Regions from separate parts of the Homo sapiens genome. Here regions 2, 3, 4 and 5 are each linked to region 1. A link is a contact called in ENCODE Hi-C or POLR2A ChIA-PET data. All regions are on one chromosome and are shown on one strand. The core of a region is the stretch at or near the end of the contact, and the rest is flanking DNA. Distances in the headings are between cores, read along the strand shown. Region 1 holds the start of ELL (elongation factor for RNA polymerase II). Region 2 holds the start of GATAD2A (GATA zinc finger domain containing 2A). Region 3 holds the start of RFXANK (regulatory factor X associated ankyrin containing protein). Region 4 holds the start of TMEM161A (transmembrane protein 161A). Region 5 overlaps BORCS8-MEF2B (BORCS8-MEF2B readthrough).

Region 1 (3,853 bases), core at 591-3,090:
ACCCCGTCTCTACTGAAAATACAAAAATTAGCTGGGCGTGGTGGTGGGCATCTGTAATCCCAGCTACTCGGGAGGCTGAGGCAGGAGAATCGCTTGAACCTGGGAGGCGGAGGTTGCAACGAGCTGAGATGGCACCGTTGCACTCCAGGTTGGGCAACAAGAGTGAAACTCTGTCTCAAAGAAAAAGAAAAAAAAATCTCGGAAATTAGATAGTGGTGACAGCTACACAGCATTGGGAATATATTTTATATGTAAAATGTGACTCAATGAAGTTGCTTTTTAGAAAATGGAAGGCTGGCCGGGCACAGTGGCTCATGCTTGTAATCCCAGCACTTTGGGAGGCCGAGGTGGGTGCATCACTTGAGGTCAGGAGTTCCAGACCAGCCTGACTAACATGGTGAAATCCCGTCTCTACTAAAAATACAAAAAATTAGCTGGGCGTTGTGATGGGCGCCTGCAGTCCCAGCTACTACTCGGGAGGCTGAGGCAGGAGAATTGCTTGAATCCAGGAGGCGGTGGTTGCAGTGAGCCGAGATCACACCACTGCACTCCAGCCTGGGCAAGGAAATCGAAACTCTGTCTAAAAACAAACAAACAAACAAAAACTGGGGGAGGTGGCTCACGCCTGTAATCCTAGCACTTTGGGAGGGCGAGGCGCGCGGATCACCTGAGGTCAGGAGTTCAAGACCAGCCTGGTCAACATGGTGAAACCCCATCTCTACTAAAATACAAAAATTAGCTGGGCATGATGGCGGGCGCCTGTAATCCCAGCTACTCGAGAGGCTGAGACAGGAGAATCGCTTGAATTCAGGAGACGATGGTTGCATTGAGCCGAGATAGCGCCACTGTTCTCCAGTCTGGGCTGATGAGCAAGACTCCGTCTCAAAAAAAAAAAAAAAGAAAAGAAAAGAAAATGGAAGTCTGGGCTTGGTGGCTCACTCCTGTAATCCTAGCATTTCAGCAGACCCAGACAAGGAGGATCAGTTTGAGTTCAGGAGGTCGAGGGTGCAGTGAGCCATGATGGCGCCATTGCACTCCAGCCTGGGCAACACAGCAAGACCCCTCAAAAAAAAATTAAAATAGGAAAATGAAGCTGGACTGCACCATCGCTCAGGGACTGTGGGGATGTAGGATTTTATCCTATTAAAAGTACTCATCTCATAAGAAAAAGTTTACCAGCTCCTCTTCCACCTACCGGTCCAGCACCTTCCCTGGGTGGAAGTCCCATCCACCCCGCCTAAGGGATGCCTTATGTGTCCAACCCAGCGTCCAACGCGCGCGCTCCGTTTACATAGCCACGCCCACCCTCCCGGCCCGCGGCGGGGCCTACCCACCCACGTGTTTCGAGCCGGCTCCGCCCCTCCACGCCCTCTCTGCGGCTTTCCACAGAAGCCAAAGACGGAAGACTGTAGAGATCTCATAAATAATGCATCACGTCAGCGGCTGTAGGGGCGGGGCTTTGACGCGCCTGGCTGGCTGAGTCAGGGTTATGTATAATACTATGGAGGCGGGGCCTGGAGGGGTGCGCGTGTTGAGGCGGAGTTCGTTCACGGAAGTGGCCACCCCTAGGGCCTGAAGAGGCGGGGCCATAAGTGCCTTATGAATATGCAACAACTTGGGGCGTTGACTGTGGGCCTTGTGGGGCCCTCATGGGGCGTGGCCAGGCGCGTCTCCTGAATAATGTAGTGCGCTGCCTGCCGGTGTGGCGGCGACTGTTGGTTTGGTCGGACTCGGGGGGCGTGGCCAGCCGCGTCTCATGAATAATGCAGCGCGTCAGCGGGCGGCGGGGCGGGGCGTGGCCGGCGTGGCGGCGCTGGAGCCGGGAAGGGGGCGCGGGGGAGAGATGGTCGCAAGATGGCGGCGCTGAAGGAGGATAGGAGCTACGGGCTGTCGTGCGGGCGGGTTAGCGACGGCAGCAAGGTGTCGGTGTTCCACGTGAAGCTCACCGACAGTGCCCTGAGGGCCTTCGAGAGCTACCGCGCCAGACAGGTGAGTGGCATGGCGCCCGGCGCGCCAGTGGGGAACGTCCGGACGCGGGCCGGCCTCGCGCTCCCCTCACTGAGGCGTCCGGGCTCGGAGACGCTAGGTCTGTGGTGCTGCTCGCGGGTCCCTGGGCCGGCGGGGCGCGGAGTGGGCGCCAGTCCGGCCTGGAGCGCTGAGAACCGCGTTCCTTCTCAGCACTAGGAGGCAATACAGGCGGGTGGCCCGGGGCTGCTGAGGGGCCCAGACTCGCGCGCCGGGCCCGGGGGGCGTCGGTGTCGGCACCTGGCGGCGTCCGGGGCCTTTCTGGCCTGCTGGGCACCTGGGCAGGGTCCAGTTTGCGCACCTGGCGGCGGGGCGAGGAGGCGGTGGGCCGCACGGTCCCGGCACCGTGATAGGGGGAAGCTGGGGGCTTTTCCATCTGGGGCCGGGGCAGCGCCGTTGGTGGGGGTGACTGTGTCTGTCCTCCTGGGAAGCAGCGATCGTCTGGGTGCCCGGCAGGGGGTGGTCAGCGAGGCACTTGTGGGGGTCTGTTCTGTCTGGGTGGAAGGCTTTGCAGCTGGGGGCTGGCTTTGACGCGTTCCGATGAAGCCACTCAGGTTGGGCCACTTTGGTTCTTGGGACGGGGAGTTTGGGCAGAAACTGACAGCTTGTCCCAGCTTTCTGCTCCCCTTACCCCCAGGTGACCCTCTCTCTCCGGAGAGAGGTTCCTTGGAGAGTGGAAGTGTTGGGGGCGGCTGTGATGTTATCCTCAGGGCACATGTAGGGGATCCCTGCCACCCAGGAGGAAGCTCTGGCTACCACATCTGGCCGCTGACTCTGGAACTTCTCAGAGGCCGATTTGGGCCCATCTGGGGGAAGTTTGAGGCGTTTCGGTTCTGCCACCTGGCTGGTGGTGGGGAGGGGAGGCTGCTGTGTATGTTCTCTTGGGCCTGACTTTGGGGCGCATCTGGGGCCGTGGTCAGAAACCTGCCTTTTTCATTTCTGTTTGTGTCATGGCCCCCCCTCCCCCCGTCTGTGCTGGGTCAGAAGTTGCAGATGACCAGTGGTCAGGTCCCGAGGGGAAGTGGTTTAGGAACCTTGTAACTCCTTTTCTGGAAATTGGGGGCTTCATTGCCCTAAAGGGAGTGGGGGTGGGTCTAGTCTCGGGCTCAGAGAGCCCTGCTCCCTGCGTGTGTGTGTGTTTGTGTATACTGTTGATGGTGGGGGTGGGGGGGTGCCGCGGGCGGGGGAGGAGGGAGACTAACTAGGAAGGAATGTGGCTTTCTTCCTGCCCCGAACTTGTTCAGCTCCATTAGCTAAGCCGAGAATTTCTTCCCCCTGTTTCGTTTCCACCACTCTCCCGGTGCCCACCCCTTCCGTGCTTCTTCCCATGTCTTTGGGCAATTTCCTCCCTGTCCCGGTGTCGCAGTTTTCCCCTTCATGGAATGAGGATTTCATTTTTTTTTGAAAGAGCAAGTTCGCACCTTGTCAAAAAGACTCCCCAAGATGAGGCTAAGGCGCCCCTGCAGGTGAGGAGGAGACAGTGGCAGCGACAGCAGCTGCTGGCCCATGACCAGCCAGAGCCTCTCTTCCTGGTAGAATTCTGGCCCTGGGTCTTTTTCCCTGAGCGATTCTGACTTGTCCTGCAGGAAGGCAGGCTTTCCTAGAAACAGCTGGGGGAGAGCTCGTGAGTCATATAACTACGATGGACTTGGTACCTGGTCACCACTGTCTTCTGTGCTTTAGGAACCAGGAGCTCCGCCTTCTCTCTGATGCTGCCCTCGCTTGCTTTTCAGTCCAGAAGGTCCGCCTGTGTGTCCACCTCATGCTGTCACACTGCTATTTTTACTTTAGGGTATTGGTTACATCCCCTCTCTAAGCTGGATCTTCC
Region 2 (4,159 bases), core at 1,221-3,720, 880 kb before region 1:
CATGGTAGTCCCAACTACTCGGGAGGCTGAGGCAGGAGAATTGCTTGAACCTGAGAGGCGGAAGTTGCAGTGAACCAAGATCGTGCCACTCCAGACTGGATGACAGAGCGAGACTCCGTCTCAAAAAAACAAACAAACAAACAAAACACACTGCATCCAAATCTTTCCATTCTCTATAGCCCTTCCAAGATGAGAAGCAATCTTCATAAAAACCAGCTTCGGAATTTTATGAGACAAATAAGAACTGAAAGATGAAGGAGGGGAGGGAATAAGTGAAGACAGAGGATACAGAAAATCCCTTGCAAATTTCCCACATCCTATAAACTGTTTCCTCTAGAAAAGGGCCAACTTTTCTGAGTCCAAAGCTGAAGAAGCGAATGCAAAGTAGCAACTAACTCTGTAGTTCAGTTCCTTAAAATCCAGCTGGTAACGCTGCTCCACTAGAACAAAGCAGGGCTAGCATGGTGTCCCCATGTCACCAGATTATCCCCTACATCCGCAAACAGAGGTGCCCTGGATCCTGGACAAGAAAATGGCCTTGTATTTTAGAAGCGCCAGGGAAATGCTCACTAGGGTTCGCAAACTGCAGCATTTGTGGGCTCTAGAGCACCAAGTACGGGCTGCCTGGCTCTGCCTCACTACTAAGAGGCCTTGAGCAAGCCGCCTGGCCTCCAGCAGCCCCAATTTCCTGACCTGTAAAGCGCAGATAATACTTCCCTACTCCCCACGGGATTGTTATAGGCACTGAATATGTCTGTGCAGGGGAGCTTAGCACACAGTAGGCACTCAAACCCGAGGGCTAGTATGAGCTATCAGCCCTCCACAGCTTGTGGTCAGGTCTGACAAACTACTGCTTAGCATATGTTAACAAACTGGTGCCAACAAACATTATTTCATGTAATCTAGTTTAAAAGAAAACTTGTAACGACTACCAGAAGAGTTAAGTCAGTCAACAGGACTACAGTCCAAGACTGAGACACCCGCACAGAGGGCTCTCAGTTTCTGTGCTGCCACAGCCAGGAGGTGTCACTGTGTGAATGGGCACACAGAACCAGAGATGTAACCAGCACTATGTACTCCAAGAAAACTGAAAGAAGTAAACTGGTAGGAAGAAAGAAAATTAAAGGCTCAAGTGACTCACTCGGACTTTGATCTAAAGAATCCACAGCTCTTAAGATAAGGATGAACTATACACCTAAAGACGTTAAGTCAGACCTACAAAATTTTGCCCTGTGCAAAATTCTCAGGGCAGAAACACGCACCTAAGGGTTGTCATTCACTTCCTAAGGGAGGGGTCACCATTCATTTCTGGGTCCCAGTGTGCGCACAATCCAAGTGTCCGTCAGGCTCTCAGCCTGGGCCCTGCCCATAAGCCTTTCCTTGTTGAAGTGATCAATTCCGATTCTTGGCAATAATCCCTTTAAAAGGCCAGCTGCTGCTGTCTAGTCACTGATGCCGACCCACTCTAGGTGGGAAAAAAGAAATCAATGGAGCCACCGCCTAGATGGGGAGGCAAATTTAAAGTGTCGGGCCTTGAGAAAGGCCGGAGATCAGAGAGGGGAAAGGGTCCCGCGGCTCCCGGGGGTTAGGCAGGAAGGGCGCGAGCTGGGGGAGGGCCGGCCCTCCAGGCGTGGGCGCGCGGGGACTCTTATTCTGACACGGGATCCGCCGCCGCCGCCGCCGCCGCCGCCGCGGGGTTCAGCGTTGCTGCCCAACCCGCCCCGGACCCCCGCCCCTGAGCGGGACCCCCGCCCCGCGCGCCCACGTGCCGTCTTCCCGCCGCCTCCACCCGTCCCGACCACTCGGAAGAGGCGCCTCGCGGCCCAGCCCTTCCCCCGACCCCGCAGGAAGCGCAGGACGGAAGCGGGGCGACGCCGCGACTTTCCGGGACCCCCGCCCGGCCCCCACGTGCCCGGGCCGCCTCGGGGCAAGGAACTTTCCAGGGCAGCGCAAGAAGACGCTCCCAGAATACAAGGAGTAGAACTCGCTCGCTCTCACTTTTCCACGCTCATGCAGGGGTCCTTCAGAGCCCCCCGAGGCCCCGACCCTGCGCGGCCCGCGCCGCTCCAGTCTCAGCCGTGCGTCCCCAGCCCCCGCCCCCCGCCAAGTTTGGTCCAGAACTTACCGGGCCGCGGGTCGGCCGGGCCCTAGGGCAGCGCGCAGGTTACGGGGGCTGCTGGTCCGGGGTCGCCCGCGGGGCCGGGCGGCGGAGGGGCCGGGGACGCCGGGCCGCGCGCGCTCGTTCCGCCTGTGGGGCCGCCCGGGCCCGCGGCGCTCGCTGCGCCGGTCCGCCCGCCCGCCCGCGCCGCCGGCCAGATAATGCGCCCCTCGGCCGCACACATGGAGCCCGGCGCCGGCGTCACCGCCCGGGACATGCGCACCAGGTCAGCGCGCCCGGCCCGCGGCCCCCAAAACACCGGGGAGCTCTTAAAGGCGACGCCGCCCGCCCGCGCCCGGCTGGGCGGGGCGTGGCGACCGAGGGGCGGGGCCTGACGAGAAGGGAGGAGCTCGTGGGCGGGGTTCCAGGCGTAGAAGGCGGGCCCCTGAGTTGAGGGGGCGGGGCCGGACGGTACCGCCCCGGAAGCACCGCCCCTCTCCGGCGCGCTCCCACGCGACACCTCGTTGGGCGCGCTGGTTTCCCACGCGGGCTCCGGCTGGCTCCCTCCCCGCCGAGTCCCAGCGCCCTCCGCAGGCCGAAGGGTCGTGGCCAACTCACCGGCGGCAAAGCCGGGCGGGCCGCACCCAAGGCTGACTCACGACGCGCTCACTGCTGACCTCGCGCCAGCTGAGCTGGGCGACCTCAAGCAACTCAGGGTTGCCTCTGAAACGCGGGTTAGAATGTCACCCCCGCGGGGTCGTCACGCGGAAGCTCTTCTCTGGGAACTTCGGCCCCGGTGTCTGTGGGGAGGGCGGGGTGTGGATCGGCTGAACGATCACTTCTCCAGTGCAGTGAACAGAATTCTACAAAGAAAGCTCCAGACCCACCCACCTCAAGACACTTGGGGACGACTGCTCTCCCTCTCCAGTTACCTCCCAATCTGCCCTCGTGCCTCAGGGAGAAGGTGAAAACCCCTCAAGAAAGCAAATCTGCACCCCTCCCTCTCCAGTAACAAGGAGGAAACACAGGAGACAGAATGAAAGCCTGAAAGAGAATGGACTTTGGAGATGTTAAACTACATAAAGCGAAATACAATTTCAATAGGGAAAATATCAAGTTCATGGAAAATCTACCACAAGAAGGCTCTCAATACCAAAATCAGGTTCTGAGGAATCCCCAAAACCGCCTCTTTTCATGTTGTTTTAAAACAAACGATTCCTGATGAGACACCTAGACTCCTGAAGAGTGGTGGTGACATGCTTTATCGCATACCCTAATAAATCTATATGTACAACTGAAACAAAAGTTTCACCAAACATAAATTTACCACATGCAACGTACTGTTTTCTTTTTTCTTTTTTTTGGAGACAGAGTCTTGCTCTGTCGCCAGGCTGGAGTGGTGCAGTGGCGCTATCTCGGCTCACTGCAACCTCCACTTCCCAGGTTCACGGATTCCCCTGCCTCAGCCTCCCCAGTAGCTGGGATTACAGGCGCGTTCCATCACACCCGGCAATTTTTTTTTTGTATTTTAGTAGAGACGGGGTTTCACCATCTTGGCCAGGATGGTCTCCATCTCCTGATGTCGTGATCTGTTCGCATCGGCCTCCCAAAATGCTGGGATTACAGGCATAAGCCACTGCACCCAGCCTGTACTGTTATTTCTATTCTACTTCATTTGAAAAGAAAATCAATGTAACGCCCAAGAATAATTGGGTCTCAACCGCAAACCTGAAAAACACTTCATGTAGAACAAATTTTACAAAATTGTTTTTCTAAAAAAAAAAAAAATTGTTTTTCTGCTGTATGTCCCCTTAAACAGAGTTCAAAAAAGCTCCTAATTCTGTGTTGAGTTCTACATACAATTGTCAACTTTTTGTAGTTTATTCCACCCCGCCACCTCACACCTCCCCAAACACACCGCCCTGCCCCCCAAAATCTTCCCACTACTTAATGCAACATCTGGCACAACCTCCCCTAGGCCAAAAGAGAATTCAACCTAAAAATGATACAAAATACAAACTGTTGACTCCCAATCACTTTCCCTGACCCAGTTATGTCACC
Region 3 (3,818 bases), core at 1,283-3,782, 670 kb before region 1:
GTGGCTCACACCTGTAATCCCAGCACTTTCGGAAGTGGAGGCCTGCAGATCACTTGAGCCCAGGAGGTGGAGACCAGCCTCCCAAAAAAAAAAAAAAAATTAGCCAGGTGTGGTTGCATGCCTATAGTCCCAGCTCCTAGGGAGGCTGAGTGATGGCTTCAGCCCAGGAAGTTGAGGCTGCAGTGAACTATGATTGCATCACTGCACTCCAGCCTTAGTAACAGAGCGAGACCCTGTATCAAAAAACAAAAACAGGCCGGGCACAGTGGCTCATGCCTGTAATCCCAGCACTTTGGGAGGCCGAGGTGGGCGGATCACCTGAGGTCAGGAGTTCAAGACCAGCCTGGCCAACATGGTGAAACCCCGTCTCTACTAAAAATACCCAAAAAATTAGCTGGGCGTAGTGGCGGAAGCCTGTAATCCCAGCTACTCAGGAGGCTGAGACAGGAGAATCAGTTGAACCCAGGAGGCAGAGGTTGCAGTGAGCTGAGATCACGCCATTGCACTCCAGCATGGGCAACAAGAGCAAAACTCCATCTCAAAAAACAACAAAACAAAACAAAACAAAAACGAAAGCAAGACACAGGTTCCATGTGAGGCCTGACATTCCATCATCATGGAATCCCAGAGGGCTAATCCCAGAGGAGGTATCCTACCCTGTGGAGAGGAAACACTGGCATCCGGTTCAGGATTCACAGGCTCAGGGGTGCAGGGAAAGAGACTGAGGACCACAGTGTCTGAGCCATCTGCAGCCTCCTCTCCGGGGTCTTCAGGGTCCCCAAGTTCTGAGGCAGGGGTCTGCTGGGTCTGGATGAGGTCTTCTGCAGGCTGGGTAAGCTCCATGGGGAAAGCTGGCGGAGGTGTCAGAAGGGGAGAGATGACAATAATTATCAACAGTTATAATAAAGTAGGCACCGACTGCATACCTAGCCTTGCACTGTGAGGGTGGGTAAACTGAGGTCCAGGTTAATTACCAGAGCCAGGGAAATGAAAACCAGAGTCCAACTGCTTTCGAGGTCTACCATTCCCCACCACCAAAGCACCTACAATGTGCAATGTTTAAGAGCCTGGGCTCTGGCAGGGCACAGTGGCTCACGGCTGTAATCCCAGCACTTTGGGAGGCCGAGGAGGGTGGATCATGAGGTCAGGAGTTCGAGACCAGGCTGGCCACCATGGTGAAACCCCATCTGTACTAAAAATACAAAAATTAGCCAAGCGCGGTGGCGGGCGCCTGTGATCCCAGCTACTCGGGAGGCTGAGGCAGAATTGCTTGAACTCGGGAGGTGGAGGTTGCGGTGAGCAGAGATCGCACCACTGCACTGTAGCTGGGGCGACAGAGCAAGACTCTGTCTCAAAAAAAAAAAAAAAAAAAAAAAAGAAAGGAAAAAAAAGCCGGGGCTCTGGGGTCAGCTGTCTGGGTTCGAATCCCTCAATTTATAGGCCGTGAGAACTTGGGCACGTGACTTAACCTTTGAGCCTCAGTTTCCTCCACGACAAAATGTGGAAATGAGACCTACAACGAATTATGTCTGTACATAGCTTATCGGGGGATCTGCTAAGCGTGGAGCTCAATAAATATTCGCTATGGTTGTTGGGAGGGGCTCCCCATAATGAGTGACGGCTCAACAAAGGTGCGATTGGTCCCAGTCCCACCCGAGCCTCCTAAATCGATCCAGGAGGTCCACTCACCTCCCCACGAGCCTCCTCTGTCCCCCCGCGCCGAAAGCCCAGTTCTCTCAAAACTTGGGGGCCCAAGTCACAAACTTTTCTCTTCCAATGGATATAGCAGGAGGCAAACTGGAGACCGGACCCTCAGCGATCTGGCTTCCTCTGCCGGGACAGAAAGCAACTTGATACTCGACCGCTACCCCCACCCCAGAGCTCCCCCACTGCGCTTGCGCACCCCCGCCCCCCAAAAGTGAGGAAGGGCCCGGGCAGTAAGTGCTGCCTCTGGCCCTTTAAGACTTAGGGGAGGGCGTGGGTTCCGCTGGGGTCCTGGGAGGGCAGTTGCGCCTGCGCCTTCTTTTCCCCTCCTCACCGACTCGGAGGGAATGGGCGGGGCCTAAAGGGCTCTGAGAATTTCACTACGCCTGCGCCCGCTCACCTTTACCCTGCCCACAGATTTTTCCAGAGGGAGCCAATTGGCTCCGGCTTCGGGTAGATGGGCGGGGCTATCTCAAGAAGAAGAAGTAGGGGAAGTACGCGGGGCGTCTGGAACTTAAAGGGGCAGCGTACCTTGGCCGTCCCGTTCCACAACAAGGTCCCTTCTGCGGTCTCAAAGGCTTATAAGCAAGGGCGGGGGCAGAGGGCTAAAGAAGGGAGTTTTTGCGGCCCGAGTGGGTAATGCGTGGAGGACTCCCCCAACTCGTCTCTCAAGGAAAAGGGGGTTCAGAAAGGGAGAGAGTTCTTCCCCCTCTCCTGCCTGGGTGTCGCTCCACCAGCCTCCTGGCCGTCGCGCCCCCTCCTCACTGCGCCACCCCCGGGTGTGCCTCCTTCCCTGCGTCTCACACAGCCCCTTTCTTGTCCGCAAAGACTGAGGAGCGGGGAGGGCGGGCCCTCTGACACCGGAACAGGAGCCGTGCGGCGTCCGGTTTCAGCAGGGAAGGCTTAGGCGGGCGTCCCAACCTCCGGGCTTCCGGTGCCGTTTCCCGGTTCGCTCGGCCGCGGTCGCTATGGAGGAGCCGGAGATGCAGCTCAAGGGGAAGAAAGGTGGTGCGGGCCTGCGGGCGGGACAGAGGGGGCCGGTAACTTGTGGAGGGGCGGCCTGACAAAGGCCGGGCGCGGAGGGACCGTGCGAGGAGCAGTGATTGAACTGCCGTCCAATCCCAGCTCTGCCGCTGACTAGTTTTGAAACCTGTAGAAAGGCTCCGTGTCTGCTTTAATTACCGGTCCCCCCAGGATTGTTTCAAGAATTCAGTAGCTGAGGCTGGGAGTGGTGGCTTTGTAATCCCAGCACTTTGGGAGGCCTAGGCGGGAGGATCGCTTGAGCCCGAGACCAGCCTAGGTGACATAGTGAGATCTCGTCTCTAAAAAAATACAAAAATTAGCCGGGCGTGGTGGCGCACGCCTGTGGTCCCAGCTACTTGGGCGGCTAAGGTGGGAGGATTGCTTGAGCCCGGGAGGTCAAGGCTGCACTGCAGTGGGCTACGGTCGTGCCACTGCACCCCCAGCCTGGGTGACAAGTGAGACCCTGTCTAAAAAAAAAAAACTCAACAACCTGATATTTGTAATGCATTGGAAGAATCCCCGGGGCGTAGTAATCGCTGTGCGTCTTGTTTCCTTTTTTTTTTTTTTTTTTGAGACAAGGTATCACACTGTCGCCCAGGCTGGGGTGCGGTGGCGCGATCATGGCTCACTGTAGCCTCGATCTCTCTGGCGCGGGCGATCCTCTTGCCTCAGCTTCTCCAGTAGCTGGGACTACAAGTGCACACCACCACATCAGGCTAATTCTTTAATTTTTTTTTTTTTTGACGGAGTCTCGCTCTGTCACCCAGGCTGGAGTGCCGTGGGGGGATCTCAGCTCACTGCAACCTCAGCCCCCTGAGTAGCTAGGATTACAGGCACACACCCCCATGCCCAGCTAATTTTTTTGTATTTTTAGTAGAGACGGGGTTTCACCTTGTTGCTCAGGCTAGTCTCGAACTCCTGACCTCGAGTGATCCACCCACCTTGGCCTCCCAAAGTGCTGGGATTACAGGTGTGAACCACTGCACCCAGCTAATCCCCTATACTTTAAATCACCCTAGATTACTCACATCTAGAATACATAATACAGGCCTACACATCACTTCATTCACATGGATTCAAAGAAGTGCTTC
Region 4 (3,949 bases), core at 1,386-3,885, 620 kb before region 1:
GCTGGAGTGCAGTGGCAAGATCTCAGCTTACTGCAACCTCTGCCTCCTGGGTTCAAGTGATTCTCCTGCCTCAGACTCCCCAGTAGCTGGGACTACTACTGGGACTACAGGCGTGAGCCACAACGCCTAGCTAATTTTTGTATTTTTAGTAGAAACCCAATAGGGTTTCACCATATTGGTCAGGATGGTCTTGATCTCTTGACCTTGTGATCCGCCCCCCTTAGCCTCCCAAAGTGCTGGGATTACAGGCGTGAGCCACTGTGCCCAGCCTGCCCAGCTAATTTTTGTATTTTTTGTATAGTCTGGGTTTCCCCATGTTGCCCAGGTTGGTCTGGAACTCCTGGGTTTAAGTGATCTTCCCACCTTGGCCTCCCAAAGTTCTCGGATGACAGGCATGAGCCACTGCACCCAGCCTCTTTTTTTTTCCTCGTCATGTTGCCAGGGCTGGAGTGCTGTGGCATGATCACGACTCACTGCAGCCTCAAATTCCTGGGCTCAAGCAATCTTCCCACCTCAGGCTCCTGAGTAGCTGGGACTTACAGGCTTGAGCCACCACGTTGGGCTAATTTAACTTTTTTTTTAATTTAATTTTTTTTTAGAGATGGGTGTTTTGCTGTGCTGCCCAGGCTGGTCTCAAAATTCTGGGTTCAAGCGATCCTCCAGCCTAAGCCTCCCAAGTAGCTGGGACTACAGGCATACGCCAAGCCACCATGCCTGGCTGGACTCAAGTCTTCAACACTTCCCACCTGGTCCCTTCTGTCCCTTCCCCACTCAGGAGGGGTGAGCCACGGTCCTCATGGCAGTGATCAATGGCTGTGGAGGTCCAGCTGAGCATGCAGCTCCTGCCACCTCCAGCAGCGCCACTGCTACATGCACAGATGATGCAAACTCTTCAGCCAGTTACCCACCCTTCTGTTCTGAGGACCTCCCCGACAATGATCCTGGCCTTCCTTCCACATGGGCTGAAGACCTACCTACTCACTGGCACCCCAACCCCGCACATCCAGACCAGGGCCAGGGACTGAGCAAGAGGAAAAGGGTCAAGGTAGCGGGTACCCTGGGGGAAACTGAGGCATGGCCAGAGAGAAAGAGCCTTCCCAGCCTTTGGATCTCACCCTCACGGTGGACAAGAAGTCAGGCCAGTCCCTGATGTTAGTGCCCACAGGCTAAGCACCCAGTGTGAGGTCCATAAAACTATGGGCCGCTTTCTAAGGCTGGGAGCCCCCAGGGCCACAAGTGAGACTGGTTTGACTTCTCCATCCCAGGGAGACTGCGCTTTTGCCCTCCACCACGAGGTGGCGTGCGATAGTGCGCTTAGGATTCAGCACTTGCCAGCCGAAAGTTAAAAAAATAAAATATAAACCAGGCCCGGTGGCTCACGCCTGTAATCTCAGCACTCTGGGAGGCCGACGTGGGCGGATCACCTCAAGTCGGGAGTTCAAGACCAACCTGATCAACATGGAGAAACCTCATCTCTACTAAAAATGCAAAATTAGCCAGTCGTGGTGGTGCATGCCTGTAATCCCAGCTACTCGGGAGGCTGAGGCAGGAGACTCACTTGAACCCAAGAGGCGGAAGTTGCGGTGAGCCAAGATCACACCATTTCACTCCAGCCTGGGCAACAAGAGCGAAACTCCGTCTCAAGAAAAAAAAAAATTAATACACAAATACATAATAAAATGTAAAAACGAAAAGGTAATTACTCAGGCCCCACACACAGGAACCCACCCCCATAAAGATGCTCAGACACTCAGTCATACCCAATATATGTCTACACTCAGGCAGACACACTCATCCACAGAAAGACAAATGGCAAAACCGGGGCACAAACACCAGAAGCCCTTTCCTCCTAGCGGTGAAATAAAGAACATCAGATCCCTGAAGCTGACATTTGGTCCTTGATCCAGCCACGCCTGAAGCTGACACTATGGCTAGTATTTTCTGTCACATGAGCCAAAAATTTTCCTTTTTTGCTTGAACCCATGTTAGTTGATATTTTGTGGAGCACAGCCAGAGTCCTAGCTGATAGAGATGAATAAGGCACTTGCCAGGTGAAAAAGATTGAGGCATTCTTTTTTGCTTTTGTTTTGTTTTTATTTTAAGATTGAGGCATTCTTGAAGGCATTGCAAGATGTAGGATATTTACAAAGGCCTGGAGGTATGAGACAGCATGGTGGGTGCAAGTTGTACTATAGGGTGCACAATAGTGCTAGCAGCAGATTTAAGTCAGGCAGAAGGGTCTGAATTCAGTCTGAGTACTTAGCCTACTTAGTACTTAGGAGTACTAAGTACTTCGTCTACTAAGTGGGAGCCATTGAATGTTCTTGATGGGGGGAGGGAATTCTACTCTCAGAAATGTCCCTTAGGTGGGAATAAATGCTTTCGCTGCAAACCTTTGAGATAAGTGTAGGAAAGAGAAAACTAAGCCTTAAGAGAGGTCGGCCACGCAGGCCTCCCAGACACAATCTTCACTTTGATCGATCCGAACCAGCGTATCTGAACTACAATTTCCGGCATGCAACGCGAGCGGCCTCCTCGTCCCTGGTGATTTGCCGGCTCAAGACACACTGATTGGTCGGACGGGATGCTCGTCAGACCAGAGTCGGGCTCTAATTGGTCGAGTTTCCGCAGAGTGCCCGGAGCCCTAGGCCGGTGGGTGAGTGCACCGCGTTCTCGCACGCGTCATGGTGAGCGAGCGTCCCGCGAAGTGGGGGGTTCTGCAGGGCCGAGGTCCAGCCGAAGGGGTCCAGGGAGACACTGAGGGAATGGATTGGGGTTTCTTCTTGGGGATTGGAGGCTCTGAGGGATTCGGGGGCACGCTGAAGGCCGTGTGTCCCTCTCTGGGAGCCCTGCTCTCGCTACAGGACCTCCGAGGGAGTCGGCGGGAGTTGTACCCAGGGGGACTAGAAGCCCCTAAGCGTTCTGGGGATTCTGCCCTCGAGACCTTTTAGGGGTCTGGGATCCTTTTGAGGGGTCGTGGTCCCACAGAGGGGACTGGGGACCCCAGCACATTTGGAACCTGGTTAAGGCGGTGTGGGGTCCTGTTGGGGGTCCACTCTGGGGACGGGGGTCCTGCAGGAGCGTGGGGGCCGCGCCGACAGGATCCATCGGGGGTCCCTGCTATATCGGGGTGTGTGGAACGGGCAGGGGAGGCCGTGGGAGGTGGACTCAGGAGGTCTGGTTGGCCTCAGGGCGGGCAAGGTTCTCAGAGTGGGAGACAGGAAAGTTGGAACCTTCAGGTCTCACGCGGCTCTGGGTCCAACCTATTGAGTGTGTTCTTAAAACTTAGCCCAGCCCCTGGGGGTCAGGCTGGTGCAGGGAGATGGGGGACTCCCACAACCCTGACGGGACCGGCCTGGGCAGAGAGAGGGACGTGGAACTGGAGGGTCTCTGCCTGGGACCATCCCCGAGGAGGGGCGCTGGAGATGGCCCTGAAGGAAGGGCACTGATGGCCGGAATTATTGAAAGTGGGGCGTCGTCCCAGGCGGAGGTGCAGGACGCCGTAGGAGATGAAGGCACAGGCTCCCGGGAATGAGGAGGGAGGCTGCATTGATTTTATCAGGGTTCTTGAGTTCGAGAATCGTAAATCCAGTGAAGGGAAAAGAAGGAGCTGATGGAAGACTCCAGAAAATTCTTGCAGATGTCTGCAGAGCCCTGACCCTGAGACAGGAGGCTGGGTGGAGGGCAGGGCCATCAGAACATCCCTGGACAGACCTCTGGGAGCCTTAGGTGGAGAGATGCACCCCTCCACCACCTTTTCCCTTGGGGGGTTTTGGGGGGTGGTGGGGTCATTGATGAAGAGCCCAAAGGTCCAGGAAGACCTCTGAGACTCCAGTGGTTGGGTGCAGGGAGGGCTGAGGAGAGAGCTGAGCTGTGGGGAGGTGGAGGGATGGTCTCTAGCTATGCCTGCAGGGTGCAGAACCAAGTTGGGGGCTGACTGTGAGACTGG
Region 5 (4,311 bases), core at 1,490-3,989, 630 kb before region 1:
AGCACTTTGGCCCCTGAGGTGGGCAGATCACCTGAGGCCAGGAGTTTAAGACCAGCCTGGCCAACATGGTGAAAACCCATCTCTAGTAAAAATGCAAAAATTAGCCGGGCACAGTGGCAGGCACCTGTAATCCCAGCTACTTAGGAGGCTGAGACAGGAGAATCGCTTGAACTCGGGAAGTGGAGGTTTCAATGAGCTGAGATCATGCCACTGCACTCCAGTCTGGGTAACAGAGCGAGACTCCACTTCAAAAAAAAAAAAAGAAATCTTCCTTTTGAAATAAATCACACGAAGAAAAATGCACAAACCACTAGAGTTGAGCTCAACACATTTGCACAAACTGAACATATCTGTGTACCCAAACCTTGGATCCAGGAACAGGACTTCCCTAGCCCCTGGGACTTCCCCCTTGGGCCACTGCCTAATCACAGCTTCTGCCCAGGGTGACCAAAGTGCTGTCTGATATCCATCAGCCTCAGTGAGGGTTTTTTGTTTTTTGTTTTTTTTGACACAGAGTCTCGCTCTGTCGCCCAGGCTGGAGTGCAATGGCACAATCTTGGCTCACTGCAACCTCCGCCTCCTGGGTTCAAGCTATTCTCCTGCCTCAGCCTCCCGAGTAGCTAGGATTACAGGCACATGCCAGCACGCCCAGCTAATTTTTGTATTTTTAGTAGAGATGGGTTTTCGCTATGTTGGCCAGGCTTGTCTCAAACTCCTGACCTCCAGTGATCTGCCCGCCTTGGCCTCCCAAAGTGCTGGGATTACAGGCTTGAGCCCCTGCGCCCAGCTGCATCAGTGAGTTTTGATTGTTCTGAAACTTCATGTAAATAAAATCACACAGTGCATCTTCTCGATGGAGTCTGGGATCGTCGAATTGGCCAATGGTCTCTGAGATTCATCCACGTGGTTGTGTGCAGCGAGAGTGCACCCTTTTTCTGTGCTGTGCTATAACTGATCATAGAATCAACAAGAAAGTGTTGACCAGCTCTCCCATTAAGGGCTTCCAGGTTGATTCCAGTTTGAGGCAATGATGTATGAAGCTGTAGAAAACATTCTTGTCTGTGTCCTCAGGTGTAACTTGGACCCATTTCTCTTGCGTGAATATTGAACATCGAGGAGCGGAATTCCTGGGTCACAGGGTAGGCATCTGTTCAGATTTAGTAGATGCCAGAGGATTATCCAAGTGCTTGTCCCTTTTTCCTCTGCCACCAGCAATGCATGAGAGCTGGAAGTGGAAGAGCTTACAAGATCATCATCGCTCACTGTAACCTTGAACTCCTGGGCTCACAGAATCCTCCCGTCTCAGGCTCCCACATAGCCAGGACTACAGGTGTGTGCCACGGCGTGCAGCTAATTTTTACTTTTTTTGTAGACAGGTTCTTGCTGTGTTGCCCAGGCTGGTCTCCAATTTCTGGCCTCAAGCAATCCTCCCACCTCAGCCTCTCAAGTAGCTGGAAGTATCTGGGAGTAGCCAGGAGTTTGAGACCAGCCTGGGCAACACAGCAAATCGCCATCTCTATAAAAAGTTTTTAAAAATTTGCTGGGTGTGGTGACACATAGCTGTAATCCCAGCTACTCGGGATGCTGAGGCTGGAGGATCACTTGAGCCCAGGAGTTCAAGGCTACAGTGAGCTATAATTGCACCACTGAACTCCAGCCTGGGCGACAGAGGAAGACCCCATCTCAAAAACAAAAAAAGTGACTCGGCTAGATCCCGTCTATTTCAAAGATCTAAGTTCACTGAAATAATGCTGCACTTTCCTGTTCTGTGAGATTTGAGAAAATAGCTGTAAAACCACCTGGGCCTTTAAACATGTTTTTTAGTTATTATTTTAATTTTGAAATTATTATTCTTTTTTAGAGACAGAGTCTCACTCTGTTGCCCTGGCTGGAGTGCAGCAGCTCAAAGCTCACTGCAGCCTTGAACTTTATTGCCTTTAAAAAAAAAATTTTTTTTTTTAGAGATAGGGGTCTCGCTATGTTGCCTAGGTTGGTCTTGAACCGCTAGGCTCAAGCAATCCTCCCACCTCGGCCTCCCAAAGTGCTGGGATTACAAGTGTGAACCATCATGCCCAGCCCACTTTATTACCTTTTTAATGGTAGGTCCTGAGTCACCTTTCTAATCTTCTATGGTTGTTGGTCTACTTAAGCTTTCTACTTCTTCTGAGGTCAGCTTGGCTCAGTGACTTGCACAGGTTGATACTTAATAAACGCTAAGTATGAGGGTGCAATGAAAGGAGTAGGAAGGTACTGGACTCTTAGCTTCAAATTCCCACCTCCCTCCCCTTCTACTCAGGCTCCCATCCAGCCTCTGCGTCTACATCCAACTACATGCCTCCTCCCCCAAGAAGCTCTCCTGGGTTTCTTCTCCTGTTCTTTCTTCTGTGCTCCATTCCTTGGTCAATAGGTCCACCTCTGTGCTTCTGCGCTGGGCAGATGCCACAGCTCTCTGATTTCTGGCTGGACAAAGCAGGGAGGGTATGTGTGTGCGGAAGAGGCCTCCCCAAACCTCAGCTTCCCCCCTCGTGCCTGGCACATTCAGCCTGTGCTGCCACCTCCCCCAGCAGTTCCGATCACACCAACATCTGGAGAATGGGCCACCAGGGTCTGTCTGCGGCTCTGGGCAGGGATTTGCATGTGACTACAAATATACATGCACACTCTGGCCTGCCGCCTCCGCATTCTTTGCCTGGCCCTTCACACCTGGGCCCGAGACAGGTCAATGCTGAGTGGCTGGATTTGCATGTGCATGTATTTCTGGGCAGGGTATCAGCTGGGGCAGTCTGAGAGGAAGTTGTTGAGGGAAGCTGTAGGGTTGTGGAGGGGGTCAGTGACATCTCTGTTGATCTACTCTGCTCACCAAACCTTACTGTCCATTCCTGGCCCTGATCCAGAGGGGCTTTTAGTCTGGAGGAGACAAATCTGGATATATATACCCCCAATGCCATGGAATCTGACCTAGAGGAGGATGGTGACTCTGGGAGACCAGAAGAATGGCAGGGAGGACTTCCTAGAGGAATGGGTTTTTTGAACTGGGTTTTGACGTTTGGATAGGAGTTGGCTTGGTGAAAAAGGGGAAAGGGTCCTTCTAGTCAGAGATATTTATCGAAGAGAGAGAAGTAGGCAAGAGCTGATTTGGGAAGAAGACTTGAATGCCAGGCTAGGTGCTAGAACTTTCTCATAAGGGCAGTGGGGAGCCATGGAGAGTGTATGAGCAGGAGGGGGCCATGCTCAGAGCTGTGTTTGGTTGGGTAGATTCCCTCAGGGGCTAGAGTGGAGGATGGCTTTGGTTCCAATGTCACTGGGGTTCAGGAGAGTGAAACTCCTGCGTGAGTTCATCTGCACCTGTCAGGCCTGCCTCCAGAGTTGGTGTAGGGCCTGCTGGCTTCTGGAGGACTAACGCACCCTGGAGTACAGTGACTTAAAGTGCAAGGCACAGGCCTAGCACAGAGGGGGCCCTACCCCCAGTCTCTGTCAAGACGGACACAGCCCTTGCCTTCTCTCCAGCCGCCCATGATCTCCACCCTGGCCTCCAACAGACCTGCTCCCCATGGAAGCCATGAGCTGAGTCTTAAAATAATAAACCAAGCCCCATCCCTTCTCTGCTTAAAACCTTCTCATAGTGGCTCACGCCTGGAATCCCAGCACTTTGGGAGGCTGAGGCCAGCGGATCCCTTGAGGTCAGGAGTTCAAGATCAGCCTGGCCAACTTGGCAAAACCCTGTCTCTACTAAAAATACAAAAATTAGCCAGGTGTGGTGGTGCACACCTGTAATCTCAGCTACTTGGGAGGCTGAAGCAGGAGAATCGCTTGAACCCGGGAGGTGAAGACTGTGCCACTGCACTCCAGCCTACATGACAGAGCAAGCCTCTGTCTCAAAAAATAAAATAAAAGGCTGGGCGCGGTGGCTCATGCCTGTAATCCCAGCACTTTGGGAGGCCAAGGCGGGCGGATCATGAGGTCAGGAGTTTGAGACCAACCTGACCAATATGGTGAAACACCATCTTTACTAAAACTACAAAAATTAGCTGGGCATGGTGGCACATGCCTGTTGTCCCAACTACTTGGGAGGCTGAGGCAGAAGAATCACTTGAACCTGGGAGGTGGAGGTTGCAGTAAGCCGCGATCACGCCACTGCACTTCAGCCGGGGTGACACAGCAAAACTCCATCTCAAAAATATATATATATTAAAAATAAAAAATAAAATACAATAGGAAATAAAATAAAATATGCTCTCATAGCTCCACATCACTCTTAGACCAAAATCCACAGCCCTCCTCCAGCTCAGAAGGCCCACAGTGGGCCAGGTA

The links. A loop is a pair of places that touch in the nucleus more often than their neighbours do. ChIA-PET counts read pairs that join two places held with the same protein, here RNA polymerase II (POLR2A). Pooled maps may share reads with other maps.
Region 2: a map with no recorded cell type shows a loop between it and region 1 (17-fold over the local background). The contact joins the promoter of GATAD2A here to the promoter of ELL in region 1. A Hi-C loop is called at or near these places in 2 of 37 single-sample maps with no recorded cell type and 8 of 50 pooled maps.
Region 3: a loop to region 1 is called in a map of naive thymus-derived CD4-positive, alpha-beta T cell, with 21 times the contacts of the local background. The contact joins the promoter of RFXANK here to the promoter of ELL in region 1. A Hi-C loop is called at or near these places in 2 of 168 maps with a recorded cell type or tissue (both naive thymus-derived CD4-positive, alpha-beta T cell), 3 of 37 single-sample maps with no recorded cell type and 12 of 50 pooled maps. POLR2A ChIA-PET finds 5 or more read pairs at or near these places in 1 of 52 experiments (activated naive CD4-positive, alpha-beta T cell).
Region 4: a loop to region 1 is called in a map of naive thymus-derived CD4-positive, alpha-beta T cell, with 6 times the contacts of the local background. The contact joins the promoter of TMEM161A here to the promoter of ELL in region 1. A Hi-C loop is called at or near these places in 2 of 168 maps with a recorded cell type or tissue (both naive thymus-derived CD4-positive, alpha-beta T cell), 1 of 37 single-sample maps with no recorded cell type and 11 of 50 pooled maps. POLR2A ChIA-PET finds 5 or more read pairs at or near these places in 1 of 52 experiments (WTC11).
Region 5: a loop to region 1 is called in a pooled map, with 5 times the contacts of the local background. The contact joins the enhancer-like site here to the promoter of ELL in region 1. A Hi-C loop is called at or near these places in 1 of 168 maps with a recorded cell type or tissue (OCI-LY7) and 3 of 50 pooled maps. POLR2A ChIA-PET finds 5 or more read pairs at or near these places in 2 of 52 experiments (both WTC11).

The regions. Positions count from the first base shown.
Region 1 is chr19:18,520,057-18,523,909 of GRCh38, reverse strand. ELL (elongation factor for RNA polymerase II) reads left to right here and starts at 1,840. Exons shown (of 12, transcript NM_006532.4): 1 at 1,840-1,989. The coding sequence starts at 1,855. RefSeq lists enhancers at 1,347-1,676, 1,820-2,335, 2,336-2,851 and silencers at 2,067-2,376, 3,107-3,156.
Region 2 is chr19:19,403,986-19,408,144 of GRCh38, reverse strand. GATAD2A (GATA zinc finger domain containing 2A) reads right to left here and starts at 2,470. Exons shown (of 12, transcript NM_001384528.1): 1 at 2,126-2,470. RefSeq lists silencers at 1,599-1,678, 2,239-2,788 and enhancers at 1,499-2,405, 2,909-2,968, 2,406-3,314.
Region 3 is chr19:19,190,972-19,194,789 of GRCh38, reverse strand. It overlaps RFXANK (regulatory factor X associated ankyrin containing protein), which reads right to left and starts at 2,532. Exons shown (of 10, transcript NM_003721.4): 1 at 2,236-2,532; 2 at 1,690-1,830; 3 at 657-851. The coding sequence starts at 843. BORCS8-MEF2B (BORCS8-MEF2B readthrough) reads left to right here and starts at 2,638. Exons shown (of 12, transcript NR_027308.2): 1 at 2,638-2,709. It overlaps BORCS8 (BLOC-1 related complex subunit 8), which reads left to right and starts at 2,638. Exons shown (of 6, transcript NM_001145784.2): 1 at 2,638-2,709. The coding sequence starts at 2,673. RefSeq lists an enhancer at 1,666-1,755.
Region 4 is chr19:19,137,164-19,141,112 of GRCh38, reverse strand. It overlaps TMEM161A (transmembrane protein 161A), which reads left to right and starts at 2,635. Exons shown (of 12, transcript NM_017814.3): 1 at 2,635-2,687. The coding sequence starts at 2,685. RefSeq lists enhancers at 2,228-2,417, 2,698-2,907, 2,392-3,253 and a silencer at 2,558-2,637.
Region 5 is chr19:19,154,044-19,158,354 of GRCh38, reverse strand. All of the region lies in intron 5 of BORCS8-MEF2B (BORCS8-MEF2B readthrough), which reads left to right. The region is part of intron 1 of MEF2B (myocyte enhancer factor 2B); the gene reads left to right. Among named protein-coding and RNA genes, the nearest start is that of MEF2B, 14 kb to the left of the region's middle. RefSeq lists an enhancer at 2,295-2,474 and a silencer at 2,695-2,764. Within about 2 kb of position 2,739, at least 2 of the 41 ENCODE cell types and tissues checked have a DNase peak (open chromatin) inside an H3K27ac peak, as active enhancers do; they include OCI-LY7, where a contact is called at or near this core.